Regions from separate parts of the Mus musculus genome. Here region 2 is linked to region 1. A link is a loop called in an ENCODE intact Hi-C map of the cell type or tissue named here. Cell type or tissue: gastrocnemius. All regions are shown on one strand. Links, peaks and the distances in the headings refer to the core of each region. The heading gives the core; the rest is flanking DNA.

Region 1 (2,911 bases), core at 265-2,764:
CGGGGTGACCTGCTATTCCAACAGCTCATGGCTGTATGTGCTCCTCCGCAGGGTTGTACTTTATCTCCCAACTTGAGATTCCCAAAACTCCTTTCAAAGTTTGGTCCCAAATAGTAGTTATGCCCCTCATTGATTCAATCTGACACCGATTCACATTTACACTGACTTGCCACCTAAAAGGAAATTTTCTATCTATTTAAGTTGCTATTCGATAAATTAAGCATTAAGTGGCTAGCCTGTAGAATATGCTGAGAAGCATGAGGACTTTAGCAATAAAAAGACCCAGGCTTGAAGAGAGAAGAGATAGGGTTGAGAGTCAACCTCAGTGCTAGTCCCAACCACTCTTCTAACAATCGCCAGCTCTGGAGGACTGGTAGAGAGCTCATTTGGTAAAATACATGCTGTGCACCCCGCCTTCCCCCACCCTCCCAACCCACATAAAAGAGCCGGGCATGGCGGTAAACTTGGAATCCCAGCACTAGCGAATGGGGACAGAGAGATCTCTGGGTCTTGTTAGACTGGTTGATCCAGAGAGCTCTGGACACAGAAAGAGACCCTGTCTCAAAAACAAGGTAGAGAAAAACTAAAAACAGACCCAAGGTTGACCTCTGGCTTTTACACACACACACACACACACACACACACACACACACACACACACACACACACAGACACACACACCCACCCACCCCCCACCCCCCACACACATGCATGCACACACATGCATGCACATGCACACACATGCACACACGCACACAGGGCTGGCTACCTCAAAGCTTATCCACTGACATTTCTTAACCCCTCAAAGTTGTAGCTGACAGCCGTAGCCTGCTGGATGTGAATTAGCATAAGCTGGCTGCTGGGAGGCAGAAGGCTTCCTGTCAGCAAACTCAGCACTCCCCTGGATGCCGAATGACATTTTGGCCCCGGGCACTTACTAAGTTACATAGTGCTGGCTCCTTATGAGTAAAAGTTTGCAGGCACTAGGGTGTAGCATTAAAAAGAGCCAAACTGAATTAGGGACTGACCGACCACTCTATTAGCCTCCCCCGCCACCCTTCACACACTGGGGCACAAAGACGGTCAAGCTTAATGCTCTGAGATTTCACAACTTCCTTCAGCACTCTTACTGTACTCTGAAGCCACTAACTGGTTGTGCAACTGTGTGAGATTGTAGGTTGGAGCTGGACAGAACTGTCATCTGCCTGCAGAGGCACTGGGGAGTTAGAATTCTCATCACTTTTGGTAGGGCAGAGGGCAGACATACTTGCAAAATGCATTCTAGTGTGTCATTCTGCAGGACAGTCAATGTGTTTGCAATATTTTGAGGCCCTAGACTATTTGGTTAAACATAAAAGACTGATTCTACAATATACAAACTGGAAGTAAAATACACTATATTTAAAAAGGACTTTTTAATTTTTTCTTTTCTTTTCTTTTTTTTTTTTTTTTTTTTTTTTGGTTTTGCGAGACTGTATAGCCCTGGCTATCCTGGAACTCACTTTGTAGACCAGGCTGGCCTCGAACTCAAAAATCTGCCTGCCTCTGCCTCCTGAGTGCTGGGATTAAAGGCGTGTGCCACCACACCCAGCTGGACTTCTTTAAATTTTTATGCAGGTTATTTTGCCTGCATGGCTGTGTACTATGTGCATGTAACATGCAGTACTTTTGGAAGCCAGAAGAGTGGGGACGGTCCATATCCTGGAACTAGAGCTAAAGACATTTGTGAACTGCCATGTTAGGGCTGGAAACTGAACTTGGGTCCCTGGAGGAGTAGCCAGAGCTCTTATCCATGGAGTCCTCTCTCGCACCCAATGCATTCTATGCCTTAGTTGTACAGGAGTACTAACTCTCTCACCCAATAAAACAAACAGCTCTTAAAATCATCATTTAATCTGAATCTATTCACGTTCTAGTCTCTTTATTATAGATGCATTCTTCCGTGCTTCCCAAATGATGTTTTTAATTGACATATTAAACTCAAACATAATTATGAAGTATCCTCTCATGTTTTAAATTATGTAATGTTCAAACTGGGTGAGCATATCTGACTCCTTAAGCATTCCCCACTTAAGTTTCAATCTTTTTTTTTTTGAATTTGTTGAAACAGATCAGTTCCATATCTTTTCCTGCCCTGCCTCTGGGACAGCAGCACTTTTGGGGCTTATTTCTTCTACCCAAGAAAAGCTCTGTACCCACTGATTAGCCCTTCCTCGCTTTCTGATGACATCCTCGGAGACAAAAAAAATATTGATCGCCTCATGAATTCTAGAAGCAGGAACACTGGTAGTGGACACAATATTGTCTTTGTTTATTGGAAGCATTGCTAATAGGTGGGATGGAAAAGGTTACAGTTCAAAGTCTGTTTCAGCAGTTTATGTTGGATGCCGGTTGTGCAGAGGCTGGTTTGCAAACACTCTGTCACTGAAGAACAATCTGCGTCAGTGGTGAACAGGTATTTTTCTCAGCATCCCAAGGACTGCAGATAAAGCTTTTGGGTTTTGGTGGTGGAATCGCATGAAGAAGCAGAGGCTATGTATTCAAGTTCAGACAAGCTTTGCAGCTGGGAAGACTGTCTTCAAGAGATTTTAAAGTAGGTTATCCTTCAAACGGAATCTTTGATTTTACCCCTTCTCTTTCCTTGGAGACAGGGTCCCACTGTGCAGGCCAGGCTGACTGAATCCATTGAGTTAGGCTAACATTAAATTAGTATTGTAAAAATGAGTCTAAAAATACAAGTTCACACCATTCTAAAAATCACAATTCCCTTCCCCTGGGTACTCTTTCTGGTTTACTGATTTTCCTTTCCACATTCTGCTCAGGGCCTCTCTACTCTCCCTGGTCGCCTCCCTCCCCACTCACCTGTACTGCTGGCTGTTTCACATCAGAATCAGCATCAGAGGAGGGCTGA
Region 2 (2,911 bases), core at 234-2,733, 50 kb before region 1:
TCTCAGTCAGAAATCCTGTCTCAGCAAACAAGGTGGACAGTTCCTGAGGAATGACTCCAGAGGTTGACCGCTGGCCTGCACACACACATGCACACCCACACCCAGACAATACACATACTACCACCACCCAAAAAAGTTTAAAAAGCTGTGGTTGCTAGCTCAGTGGTAGAGGGCTTACTTAGCATATGCAAGGCCTAGGCTCCATCCCCAGAGTAACACTCCTGGCAGCTGAGCACAGTGTTAACACCAGGAAGGCTCCAGCATTCCAAAATGCAGACACTAAGTTCACAGAAGAGGTGGGTTGGCAAGAGACAAATTGTCAGGCCTCTCTGAGGATCTTCAGGAAGCAGGAGCATTATAGAATACAAAACGCCTTTGGCCTTCAGAGTCCCTCTGATTGTCACCAGGTCATGCAGGATCGTCACTATAAACACCTATGACCACTGTAGAGTGACACTTGTGGGAAATGTATAAACCTGCTTTGAACCTATGAGCCTACGAAAATCATATAGGCTACTTTCAATATAAATCCCTGATTCTTGGTGCCCAGAGTCTATTCTCTACGAAATGAGAAAACAGGAAGGTCACCACTCTGCCATTGTTCTCTACAGCCACCTGCACACACACACACACACACATGCACACACACACACACACACACACACACACATGCACATACACATATACACACCCACATAGTCATACACACATGCATGCACACATGCAATGCAGATGCACATGCATGCACACACACATGTACACACACATATACACACCCACATAGTTATACACACACACACCATGCCTGGCAGAGCCAGGTCCATGCCACAGGCTTTACCTGGATGTAGTAGTACAGGGACTTGCCATATTTCCTCTTGAATTCAGATCTGATTTTCAGCATGTCCACTTCACTGCGAGAGACCATGATTCTAATCAGGACCTTGTCTCGAGTCCCCTTGCCCTGAAAGTCAAAGTGATGATCAGAGTTAAGTTCCTTGACAAGGTTATCATTAAAAAAAGCACCCACCACAGTTTTTTCTGGCTCGTGTGTGTGTGTGTGTGTGTGTGTGTGTGTGTGTGTGTGTCTAGGGAAGCCCTCTGGAGTCCAGAAAAGAGTGTCAGATCCCCTAAAGCTGGCATTCCAGATGGTTGCTTGCTGTCCAGCCTGGAACTGGGAGCCAAACCAGGATTTCGACAACAGCAGCCAGCTTGTTTAATGCCTGCACTCATGTGGGTCGTGATCTTACAAGACTTAAAAATGCAGTGCTGAGACTGTTTCCTTAATGAAGATGAGCACCTTAGATTTCCAAGCACATCTGAATGTTTCAAGATTTATTTAAAAATTTCTAAGTATGTGTCTGGGGGAGCCCATAGGTGTACATGTAGGTGCACACGGAGGCCAGAAGAGGGCATCAGATCTCCTGTAGCTGAAGTTTCAGGAGCCTATGAATGATTCAAACTAGATGCTGAGAAGCCAAGGGGGCCTCTGCAGGAGCAGTGTGTGCTCTTAACTGCTGAGCCGCCTCTCCAGTCAGCTCTGCTTCTGACCGCCAGCCTGCAAGTTTGCATATGCAGCAAAGGGCTGGTGGACACTTAGGGGTGCAGAGAGGATGGGTCGGCACGCTGTTCTTATGGCTCTTTGTGAATGCATGAAATAGCCTGCACTAAGGAAACTATCTGTAACAGGGAGCCCAAGGAGAGCAGGCAGAGGGTCAGCATGGACACGGGGGGCGGAGGGGGGGTGCTCCAGAGAAGAAATCAGGGTCCTGGAAAGCAGACCAGTCCTGGCAGGACGAGAACCAGAACAAGGCTCGTCCGGGGCAGCTCATGCAGGAAGATCACCCAGCTGTGCATCTGCAAAGCTGGCCTTGGCTCCAGGCGCTCTGCCTGCCTTCTTTATCAAGAAGATAAAAATGGACGCCCTGCAGGGTTTCCTGCCAGGACTTAAGGGAGGGAACTGAAAAGCTGTTGTGTAGTGCCTGCTGATGGTCACTCACATCCTGTTTGCTTTTATCCTGGGACTAATGGGACACCATAGCTGAAAGCCCCAGCAGAAATCAGACACCGTTGTCACCTTACCCTTTCCCTCCAGTGACACCTTATTCTGGAGCTGCATCGCATGTATTTAAACAACTGAGAGAAGATGGAATGGTGCTTTCTCACCTGCCAAATACAATCTCAGCTAGCTAGTGGGAACCCATCCTCTAAACTAGTGCTTACCAACCTGTGGGTCTCAACCCCTTAGGGGTTGCATACCAGGTATCCTGCGTTTCAGATATTTACATTGCAATTCATAACTATAGCAAAAGTCCAGTTCTGAAGTAGCAACCAAATAACCTATGGTTAGGGGCCACCACAACATGAGGAACTGTATTAAAGGGTTGCTGCAACTGGAAGACTGAGAACCACTGCCCTAAACACTAGTCACAGAGATTCAGTTTGAGCCAAAACAGAGGTGGAGCTTAGTGGAAATGGAGCCTCTGGGCCAGCAGTCCTTACCTTCATGGAGTCGTACAGCCGGTCAGCGAAGTACAGGGGCTTGTTCTGGATGCACTGGACTGTGGGAAGGAGACAGAGGTCAGGGCTGCCCGCCTGGCCCTAAGACACTGACCAGAATGGGCCCGTCCATGGACAAAGGCTGTAGAAGGCTAAGGGGAACTCAGAATCTTGTGAACTAGCAGGCTCTACCCACTGCGGTACCTTCAACCACGAGGTGCAGAGGTCACTGACGACCGGGTGTCTATGTAAGCTTGCCCAGTATAGCCCTCCCTTCTCCACCCAACTTAGCCCTTCCTGGCAATTTAAGCCCATTTCATATCTTTAAATCTACAGTCAATCCTAAAACTCTCCAAGACATGCAGAAAAGCCACCACACCTCTCAAGTCCCCTTGAAGCAAGCACACAGCCATTC

The links. Peaks named below come from ENCODE experiments on the same cell type or tissue, not always from the same donor. Only the 100,000 strongest peaks of a DNase experiment are listed, where the experiment ranks them.
Region 2: it touches region 1 in a loop (2.8-fold over the local background); 17 of 42 quality-filtered maps call a loop at or near these places.

Annotation. Positions count from the first base shown.
Region 1 is chr9:69,438,159-69,441,069 of GRCm38, reverse strand. No RefSeq gene overlaps it. Among named protein-coding and RNA genes, the nearest start is that of Anxa2, 14 kb to the left of the region's middle. In gastrocnemius, for the core only: a CTCF peak has its summit at 1,204; no DNase peak of the experiment used is centred there; H3K4me3 peaks cover 177 bases; H3K27ac peaks cover 600 bases.
Region 2 is chr9:69,487,702-69,490,612 of GRCm38, reverse strand. It overlaps Anxa2 (annexin A2), which reads right to left. Exons shown (of 13, transcript NM_007585.3): 11 at 2,500-2,558; 12 at 839-961. Among named protein-coding and RNA genes, the nearest start is that of Mir3109, 32 kb to the right of the region's middle. In gastrocnemius, for the core only: a CTCF peak has its summit at 1,406 (motif pointing right); DNase peaks (open chromatin) are centred at 1,163 and 1,590.